2 separate regions of the Homo sapiens genome follow, and region 2 is linked to region 1. Evidence: read pairs that join two places in POLR2A ChIA-PET (ENCODE). Cell type or tissue: HepG2. All regions are shown on one strand. Links, peaks and the distances in the headings refer to the core of each region. The heading gives the core; the rest is flanking DNA.

Region 1 (5,373 bases), core at 241-5,240:
AATAGTTTCAGAAGGAATGGTACTAGCTCCTCTTTTCTACCTGTGGTAGAATTTGGCTGTAAATCCATCTGGTCCTGGACTTTTTTTGGTTGGTAGGCTATTAATTATTGCCTCAATTTCAGAACCTGTTATTGGTCTATTCAGAGATTCAACTTCTTCCTGGTTTAGTCTTGGGAGGGTGTATGTGTCCAGGAATTTATCCATTTCTTCTAGATTTTCTAGTTTATTTGCGTAGAGGTGTTTATAGTATTCTCTGATGGTAGTTTGTATTTCTGTGGGATCGGTGGTAATATCCCCTTTATCATTTTTTATTGTGTCAATTTGATGCCTCTCTCTTTTCTTCTTTATTAGTCTTGCTAGCGGTCTATCAGTTTTGTTGATCCCTTCAAAAAACCAGCTCCTGGATTCATTGATTTTTTTAAAGGTTTCTTGTGTCTCTATCTCCTTCAGTTCTGCTCCAATCTTAGTTATTTCTTGCCTTTTGCTAGCGTTTGAATTTCTTTGCTCTTGATTCTCGATTTCTTTTAATTGTGATGTTAAGGTGTCGATTTTAGATCTTTCCTGCTTTCTCCTGTGGGCATTTAGTGCTAAAAATTTCCCTCTACACACTGCTTTAAATGTGTCTCAGGTATTCTGGTACGTTGTGTCTTTGTTCTCATTGGTTTCAAAGAACATCTTTATTTCTCCCTTCATTTCGTTATTTAGCCAGTAGTCATTCAGGAGCAGGTTGTTCAGTTTCCATGTAGTTGTGCAGTTTTGAGTGAGTTTCTTAATCCTGAGTTCTAATTTGATTGTGCTGTGGTCTGAGAGACAGTTTGTTGTGATTTCTGTTTTTTACATTTGCTGAAGAGTGCTTTACTTCCAACTGTATGATCAATTTTAGAATAAGTGTGATGTGGTGCTAAGAAGAATGTATATTCTGTTGATTTGGGGTGGAGAGTTCTGTAGATGTCTATTAGGTCTGCTTGGTGCAGAGCTGAGTTCAAGTCATGGATATCCTTGTTAATCTGTCTCGTTGATCTAATATTGACAGTGGGGTGTAAAAGTCTCCCATTATTATTGTGTGGGAGTCTAAGTCTCTTTGTAGGTCTCTAAGGACTTGGTTTATGAATCTTGGTGCTCCTGTATTGGGTGCATATAAATTTAGGATAGTTAGCTCTTCTTGTTGAATTGATCCCTTTACCATTATGTAATGGCCTTGTCTCTTTTGATCTTTGTTGGTTTAAAGTCTGTTTTATCAGAGAGTAGGATTTCAATCCCTGCTTTTCTTTTTTTTTTTTTTTTGCTTTGCATTTGCTTGGTAGATCTTGCTCCATCCCTTTATTTGAGCCTATGTGTGTCTCTGCACGTGATATGGGTCTCCTGAGTACAGCACACCGATGGGTTTGACTCTATCCAATTTGCCAGTCTGTCACTTTTCATTGGGGCATTTAGCCCATTTACATTTAAGGTTAATATTGTTATGTGTGAATTTGATCCTGTCATTATGATGTTAGCTGCTTATTTTGCCCATTAATTGATGCAAGTTTCATCATAGCATCGATGGTCTTGACAATTTGGCATGTTTTTGCAGTGGCTGGTACCGGTTGTTCCTTTCCATGTTTAGTGCTTCCTTCAGGAGCTCTTGTAAGGCAGTCCTGGTGGTGACAGAATCTCTTAGCATTTGCTTGTCTGTTAAGGATTTTATTTCTCCTTCACTTATGAAGCTTAGTTTGGCTGGATATGAAATTTTGCGTTGAAAACTCTTTTCTTTAAGAATGTTGAATATTGGCCCCCACTCTCTTCTGGCTTGTAGAGTTTCTGTCGAGAGATCCGCTGTTAGTCTGATGGGTTTCCCTTTGTGGGTAACCTGACCTTTCTCTCTGGCTGCCCTTAACATTTTTTCCTTCATTTCCACCTTGGTGAATCTGATAATTATGTGTCTTGGGGTTGCTCTTCTTGAGGAGTATCTTTGTGGTGTTCTCTGTATTTCCTAGATTTGGATGTTGGCCTGCCTTGCTAGATTGGGTAAGTATTCCTGGATAATATCCTGAACAGTGTTTTCCAACTTGGTTCCATTCTCCCTGTCACTTTCAGGTACACCAATCAAACGTAGATTTGGTCTTTTCACATAGTCCCATGTTTCTTGGAGGCTTTGTTCGTTGCTTTTTACTCTTTTCTCTCTAAACTTCTCTTCTCACTTTATTTCATTAATTTGATCTTCAATCACTGATACCCTTTCTTCCACTTGATCGCATTGGCTATTGAAGCTTGTGCGTGCATCACAAAGTTCTCATGCCATGGTTTTCAGCTCCATCAGGTCATTTAAGGTCTTCTCTACACTGTTTATTCTAGTTAGCCATTCATCTAATCTTTTTTCAAGGTTTCTAGCTTCCTTGCAATGGGTTCAAACATCCTCCTCTAGCTCGGAGAAGTTTATTACCGACCTTCTGAAGCCGACTTCTGTCAACTCATCAAAGTCATTCTCCGTCCAACTTTGTTCCCTTGCTGGTGAGGAGCTGCGATCCTTTGGAGGAGAAGAGGTACTCTCGTTTTTAGAATCTTCAGCTTTTCTGCTCTGGTTTCTCCCCATCTTTGTGGTTTTATCTACCTTTGGTCTTTGATGTTGGTGACCTAGAGATGAGGTTTTGGTGTGGATGTCCTTTTTGTGGATGCTGATGCTATTCCTTTCTGTTCGTTAGTTTTCCTTCTAACAGTCAGGTCCCTCAGCTGCAGGTCTGTTGGAGTTTGCTGGAGGTCCACTCCAGACCCTGTTTGCCTGGGTATCACCAGTGGAGGCTGCAGAACAGCAAATATTGCAGAACAGCAAATATTGCCTGATCCTTCCTCTGTAAGCTTTGTCCCAGAGGGGCACTTGCCTGTATGAGATGTAAGTCATCCCCTACTGGGAGGTGTCTCCCAGTTAGGCTACACAGGGGTCAGGGACCCACTTGAGGAGGCAGTCTGTCCGTTCTCAGAGCTCAAACGCCATGCTGGTAGAACCACTGCTCTCTTCAGAGCTGTCAGACAGGGACGTTTAAGTATGCAGAAGTTTCTGCTGCCTTTTGTTCAGCTATGCCCTGCTCCCAGAGGTGGGGGCTACAGAATCAGCAGGCCTAGCTGAGCTGTGGTGGGCTCCGCCCAGTTTGAGCTTCCAGGCAGCTTTGTTTACCTACTCAAGCCTCAGCAATGGCAGGTGCCCCTCCCCCTGCCAGGCTGTTGCCTCGCAGTTCAATCTCTGACTGCTGCACTAGCTGTGAGCAAGGCTCTGTGGGTGTGGGAACCACCGAGCCAGGCACTGGATAGTAGCTCCTGGTCTGCATTTGCTAAGACTGTTGAAAACGCGCAGTATTTGGGGGAGGAGTGTTCCGTTTTTTCCAGGTACAGTCTGTCAGGGCTTCCTTTGTCTAGGAAAGGGAAATCTCCCAACGCCTTGCGCTTCCTGGGTGAGGCGACGCCCTGCCCTGCTTTGGTTCACCCTCCGTGGGCTACACCCACTGTCCTCCTGACCTCAAGTAATCTGCCCGCCTTGGCCTCCCAAAGTGCTGGGATTATAGTCATAAGCCACCACACCCGGCCCAGGTTTTCTATATTCTTATTGATGTTCTGTACACTACTTCTACTGATTACTGCAAAGAAGAAATATTAAAGCCTCCAATTGTAACTAGATTTATCTATTTCTCCTTTCAGTTTTTGTTTCATGTATTTTTTGAGGGGGGGACGGGAGAGGACAGTGTCTCACTCTGTCTGTCACCCAGCTGCCCAGACTGGAGTGCAGTGGTGTGATCACAGCTCACTGCAGCCTCCAACTCCCAGACTCAAGTGATCCTCCTGCCTCAGCCTCCCAAGTAGCTAGGACTTCAGGCATATGCCACCACACCTGGCTAATTTTTTTTATTTTTTTGTTGAGTCAGGGTCTCACCATGTTGCCCAGGCTTGTCTCAAACTTCTGGGCACAAGTGATCCTCCTGTCTCAGCCTCCCAAAATGCTGGGATTACAGGCATGAGCCACAGTGCCTGGGCTGCTTCAGGTATTTCAAAGCTGTTATTGGGTATACACACATTTAGGATTATTATGTCTTCTCGGTGAATTGACCTTTTTATTATTATGTATCATCTTTATACCTGGAATGATTCCTTGTTCTCAAGTATACTTTATCAGATACTAATATAACCACACTTCCTTTTGATTAGTGTTTCCATGGTATATCTTTATCCATCTTTTTACTTTTAAATCCATTTATATCATTATATTTATAGTGGGTTTCCTATAAACAGTAGTTGAGTCTTCCTCACCTGTATGTGCATGTTATCAACATTTTCACTACAGCCTTTAACATATGAATCAGTTACTTTAAATTCCTTGTCTGATGGTTTCGACATCCTTGTCATATATGAGTTTGATTCTGTTGACTGCTTTCGCTCTTCACAGTGGCTTCGTTTTTCTCTTGCTCTTGTGGATGCCTCATAATTTCTTATTGAATGCCAGACATATGTTAAGACAGGAGAGACAGAGGTAAAAGTATCTGTTTAGAAATGGGCACACTGTTTGTTCTTCCAGGCCATCGGTAGGGACAGTTGAGTTAATTTGGTCAGAAGCTGAGCTGGGATTGAGATTTTTGTTAAGGTTACCTTCAGTGCACCACCATTTTCCAAGTCTTCTAGAGTTAGGTTTAGGGACAGCTGCTTGTTGGAGGGTCGTTCCTCAATGTTCCTTCCCCTCCCTCAGCTGTAGGCTTTCCTCATATGCCTGTGCCTCAGTCAGTCTCTGTATGCTGTTTCCTGCCTCAGAAGCAGTCCACTGCTCCTAATTGAACAGTGCTTGCTCCCCTGGTGGTGGGGGATGAGCAGTGCTTCTCTGTTGTCCTGACGCAGCCCCAGTTTTTAAGTGGGGTTTTCTCAGTGATCCTGTCCCTCCCCCAGTGGTAGGCGACCTCTTACAATCTGAGTCCAAGATAGTTTCCTGCCCCTCTGCCAAGGTAGTGTTCCTTTTCCTTTCCATCCCCACTAGCTGTAATGGGTCTTCACCTTTGCCTAGAGCAGGGACGGAGGGGTCAACAGGATTTACTTCGCTTCCACAGTGGCTTAAGGCTTTGCTCCGTAAGCGAGAATGGTCTGGATGTGGCTTCATGCCTTTCCTGCAGTGGCAGCTGCTCCCTTGCTCCATGAAGGAGGGAGGGAGGGTTTCTTTAGACTCTATCCCCACAGCCAACCTTTTTTTAACCAAAAGCATATTTTATTAATTTTTAAATTGATACATATCAGTTCTACGTATTTTTAGGTTACATGTGATATATATATATACACACACATATATATATACACATATACACACACATATATATACACATATACACACACATATATATACACATATATATACATACATATATA
Region 2 (5,373 bases), core at 175-5,174, 87 kb after region 1:
CCGTCTCTGCTAAAAATACAAAAATTAGCTGGGCGTGGTGGCACGCACCTGTAATGCCAGCTACTAGGGAGACTGAGGCATGAGAATCGCTTACACCTGGGAGGCTAAGGTTGCAGCGAGCCAAGATTGTGCCACTGCACTCCATACTGGGAGATAAAGCAAAACTCTGTTTCAAAAAAAAAAAATGAGTATGATAATATAATTCAGACCTCATGGGATTATTGTAAGGATTAAATAAAACAGGAAATGTAAAATACTTAGCATGGTTCCTAGCATATAATAAGCATGAGTAAAAGTTGACCACTAATGACTATCACCATCAGAGAACTAATCAGTAATGAAAAAAGAATACCAACACTTGGGAAGAAAGAGAATAAAAGAAGCTGTTACATCTCCTTCTCTAGAAGCTTTTCTGTGCTTCTAGATGTCCTATGTCTATAGGGCACCTCAGAGTTTAAAGGGTGCTTTATTTTTTCAATCCTGACATTCCAGGAAACACATATTTTTGTTCCCATTTTACAGACGGGTTAATGAAGGGCCTTTTTTACTAACTTAATAAAGAGTAAAATTTTCCATGATGTTAGGTGTTCTTCCAACATTCTTTATGAAGTGGCTACGTATTTCCCATTAATTGGATATGCCATGTATTTAGACAGTTACCAAATGTTGGACCTTCAGGGTATTTCTTACTCAACAAGGCAGGGACCAAATGTCCTTTTATTACTATGTCTTCTGTGTCTATCACTGTGCCTGTAGTACATGTTCAATAAACACTGTTTAATAAATGAATGGATAAATGAATGAGTAGTAGGGCAGGACTTGAATCCAATGTACTACTCCAAAACCTGTGTGTTTTCCAATGCACTTCACTTGTCTATCTAAATATAATGATGCTTTATTTATAACATGACATCTTCCAGATCTGCCCCAGGCATGGAAGGCAGTAGACAGAATAAAACCAGGACCAGGAATTTACGGCATGGCAGTGATGAAAATTCTGGGAAAGAATAGTAACAACCCCACAGATAATTTATTATGAGGTTTTCACATACGCTATATCCTTTGCTCTTCAAAATAAGCCTGTGATCTACACAATGTAGGATGTATTATCTACATTTTACATGTGAGGATGGATACAGAGAAATTAAGGGACTTATTACCTATGGTCACATAGTAAATAAGTGTGAAAGTCATATTCAGATATTCCATGGATATTCTTCTTTTTCCTACTTCTGCCCTTTTATTTTTATTTTCATTTTTGAGACAGGGTCTCATTCTGTCACCCACACTGGAGTGCAGTGGTGTGATCATGGTTCACTGCAGCCTCTACCCCCAGGGCTCAGGTGATCCTCCTGCCTCAGCCTCCCAAGTACCTGGGATTACAAGCACGCACCACCACGCCTAGCTAATTTTTAATTTTTTTGTAGAGATGGGGCCACCCTATGTTGCCCAGGCTGGTCTCAAACTCCTTTTCTTTTTTTTTTTCAAGACATAGTCTCGCTCTGTTGCCCAGTCTGGACTGCAGTGGCGCAATCTCAGCTCACTGCAACCTCTGTCTCCCAAGCTTAAGGGATTCTCGTGCCTTAGCTTCTCAAGTAGCTCAGATTACAGGCGTGTGCCACCATGCCTGGCTAATTTTTTTGTATTTTTAGTAGAGATGGTGTTTTGCCATGTTGGCCAGGCTGGTCTTGAACTCCTGGCCTCAAGTCATCTGCCTGCCTCAGCCTCCCAAAGTGCTAGGATTACAGGTGTGAGTCACTGCATCCGACCACTTCTGCCCTTTAATTTATTTTATTTTATTTTATTCTATTTTATTTTATTTTATTTTTGAGACGGAGTCTTGCTCTGTCACCCAGGGTGGAGTGCAGTGGTGCAATCTCGGCTCACTGCAAGCTCCGTCTCCTGGGTTCAAGGGATTCTCCTGACTCAGCCTCCCGAGTAGCTGGGACTACAGGCACCCACCACCACGCCCGGCTAATTTTTTGTATTTTCAGTAGAGATGGGGTTTCACCGTGTTAGCCAGGATGGTCTCGATCTCCTGACCTCGTGATCCACCCGCCTCGGCCTCCCAAAGTTCTGGGATTACAGGCGTGAGCCACCACGCCTGGCACTTCTGCCCTTTTAAATAAACATTGCTTCAAAGTTGACTTGCTTGATCTAAGAGGCAATATTATGCAGTGGTTCAAAAGGTGGCCTCTGAAGTCAGGTGGGCCTCAGTTGGAATCTTGGTTTACTTGCTTACCAGCCATGTGACCTTAGGCAAGTTAGTTAATTTCTCTGAGCCTCAGTTTCTCAGCTGACTGTAAAATAGGAGGAGGGGCAAAACCATTTACCTCATAAAGTATTGGAAAAATTAAATGAGACTGTAAAATGTCTGGCACATAGAAAGCTCTCAAGTGCTACAATTATTACTCTCATCCAGGAAGAAAGGGAAAGAAGGGGAAAGGGAGGAAGAGGGCACAGAAAAACAATGCCGGTTCAATATTCCTGCCCTGCTCTGGCCATTCCGCAGACAGCTAGCTTGGCTCTGTTTTTTTTTGTTGTTGTTGTTGTTGAGACAGTCTCGCTCTGTTGCCAGGCTGGAGTGCAGTGGCGCGATCTCGGCTCACTGCAACCTCCGCCTTCCGGATTCAAGCGATTCTCCTGCCTCAGCCTCCCGAGTAGCTGGGACTACAGGTGCGCGCCACCATGCCCAGCTAATTTTTGTATTTTCAGTAGAGACGGGGTTTCACCATGTTGGCTAGGATGGTCTCGATCTACTGACCTCGTGATCCGCCGGCCTCGGCCTCCCAAAGTGCTGGGAGTAGAGGCGTGAGCCACCGCGCCCAGCCACTTGGCTCTGTCTTCTAAGGCCTCCTGAAAGGAGGTGCTGCTCTGGTGTTGGAACAAGGAGGTACCAGGCAGAGGAAGGTGGCAGTGGGAGGCTGGCAGACAACTATCTCCAGGTCCTCTGATTTTCGGGGCCTCTACATCCACCAACAGAGATAGATGTTCCCCTTTGCCCTTCCAGCCTACTCACCAGCTTCCTCCGCAGCAGACCCGGTTTCCCATGGCGCTCTGTCTCCAAGGGAGCCCAGCTGTTTTTATGCATCAAGAGGCTTGTGCATTTCCGGGTTCCTGGTTGAGCTTTCCGCGGCAGCTCCCGGAGTCTGTGTCAGTGTCAGATTTCAACCTAGCAGGTTGGACTTTTGAAGCCACCTGCTGGAATGATTCCCAGGTGACTGTGTTCCCAGCCAAAGGGTAGAACAACACACGGGCTCCAGGTGAGAGCTATCTCAACTTCAGGATTTGAAGCGTCTTTTGATGAAGCCATGAACTTGAGCTTCAAGCTTCAATAAAAAGAAACCTGAGATAGAAAAGGGCTCTTGGTTTCCTTACGAAATGCTTCTCCATTACATCACTCTGTCTTTGAAATATATCCTCTATAATAGATGAGTGCCTAATGTAGTAGTTTGCTCAGCACCACTCAGGTTTAACTGAGTTTCACTTTCGAGGCAATTGGTACCAGTTTCTTATTATTTTTGTACAGAATCTGGGTTGGGATACTGGAGTCTCTTGGAAACTTAAGTTTGGGGAAATGGGTTCCTCATATATTCTCCCTTGCTATTTGAAATCGATGTGGGCAAATCACTTAACCTTTATAGGGCCTAAGTTTCTAGGGCTGTGAAATGAAAAAAACTGAATCTAATCCCCTTTCTGGTATAAAATCAGATGATTCTATGATCAGGATGGCCTCAGCACTTCTTAACCACTCATTTCCTTATCCACAGTTCAGAACTACTGATTCTCCACTTACCCCTCAACTCTGCGTCTCCTTCCAGTAACCCAAAGTTAGACTCACCCGCACTCACCAGTAGAAAATATGGGCTCTACGAGAATCTGTGAAACCCATCATTCTTGTGTTCAGTTCTCTCACCCCATTTTTAGTGTTTTCCTCGGATGCCTGGTTATTGTCCTTTAAGTGGATGTTCAGGGCCCACCACTCAGCTCTGCACTCCACAGAGAATACCCTGGACTTTGAACTCCTCCTCTTATGAAACATGGGTAAGAGTGACAATCTTACAGGATTGTGGTGAAAAATAAAGCTCTAGTGCAGGGCCTGGCACATGGGACACACTCAGTAAGAGTTAGGCATTGTTGTTATTATTACAAAGCATCTTATTTTCTTTCTTTCTTTTATTTTTAAAGACAGGGTCTCAATCTGTCACCCAGGCTGGAGTTGAGTGGCTAGCTCACTGCAACCTCAAACTCCTACGCTCAAAAGATTCTCCCCCCTCAGCCTCTCGAGTAGCTGGGACTACAGGCTCACACCACTGTGCCTAGCTAATTAAAAAAAAAAAAATCTTTTTAGAGACAAGGTCTTTTTTTTTTTTTTTAAATTAATGTGAGATGGGGGTCTTGTTATGTGGACCAGGCTGGTCTCGAACTCCTGGCCTCAAGCAATCCTCCCATCTCAGCCTCCCAAAGTGCTGGGGTTACAGGTGTGAGGCACCACACCTGGCCAAGATAGGGTCTTGCTATGTTGCCCCTGCTGGACTTGAACTTCTGGCCTGAAGTGACCCTCCCACCACGCCTGGTTCCCACATCTTACTTTCTTTTCTTGTGCCCCAATCATTGCACTATTTCATGGCCATGCTTCTTCCATGCAATCCATTCTGTACTCTACTCTACCATTAACTGTATCCTTTTCATCTTGTTACCCACTCCTTCTCCTCCCAGTTCAAAAGCCATTAATGATTTCCTATCACCTACAGGATACAGTTCAAACTGCTTAGCCTGGCACTCCAAGCCCTCCATAATCTGGTTCCTTTTTAGTCACCCCTTCTGTAATGTTTTAAAAAGCACCTAAGCAGCTGGGTTTACACAGTGGCTTGGCTCATGCCTGTAATCCCACTGCTTTGGGAGACTGAGGCAAGAGGATCGCTTGAGCCCAGGAGTTCAAGATCAACCTGGGCAATATAGCAACAACCCATCATCTCTACAAAGTATAAAAACTGAAAAATTAGCCAGGTGTGGTGATGTGTGCCTGTAGTCCCAGCTACTCAGAAGGCTGAGGTAGGAGGGTTGAGCAAGAAAGTTTGAGGGTGCAGTGAGCTGTGATCACACCACTTTACTCCAGCCTGGGTGACAGAGTGAGACTCTGTCTCTAAAAAAAAAAAGAAAAGAAAAAAAGGAAAAGAAAAGAAAAGGAAAGGAAATCACCTAAGGGATTTTTAGATGACCAGAAACTCCAAAGAAATCAATAGAGGAATAGACCATTGTGGTAGCCAGAAAACCTCATATGCCTAAAGCAGCATTAATAGAAGCCTGAAGTGATAAACAAGGATATTGATTATTCCACTGAAGTCTGTACCAGTCAATCCATGACTGGAA

What was found. ChIA-PET counts read pairs that join two places held together with the same protein. Peaks named below come from ENCODE experiments on the same cell type or tissue, not always from the same donor. Only the 100,000 strongest peaks of a DNase experiment are listed, where the experiment ranks them.
Region 2: POLR2A ChIA-PET joins it to region 1 with 7 read pairs; 1 of 35 experiments calls an interaction of 5 or more read pairs at or near these places.

Annotation. Positions count from the first base shown.
Region 1 is chr11:112,004,043-112,009,415 of GRCh38, reverse strand. The region is part of intron 17 of DIXDC1 (DIX domain containing 1); the gene reads right to left. Among named protein-coding and RNA genes, the nearest start is that of DLAT, 19 kb to the left of the region's middle. In HepG2, for the core only: a CTCF peak has its summit at 4,820; a DNase peak (open chromatin) is centred at 3,175.
Region 2 is chr11:111,916,651-111,922,023 of GRCh38, reverse strand. C11orf52 (chromosome 11 open reading frame 52) reads right to left here and starts at 3,111. Exons shown (of 4, transcript NM_080659.3): 1 at 3,020-3,111. The coding sequence starts at 3,051. It overlaps HSPB2-C11orf52 (HSPB2-C11orf52 readthrough (NMD candidate)), which reads right to left. Exons shown (of 5, transcript NR_037651.1): 2 at 3,020-3,346. It also overlaps a transcript of CRYAB not described here. RefSeq lists an enhancer at 2,985-3,279. In HepG2, for the core only: a CTCF peak has its summit at 3,216 (motif pointing left); DNase peaks (open chromatin) are centred at 3,123 and 4,023; H3K4me3 peaks cover 1,966 bases.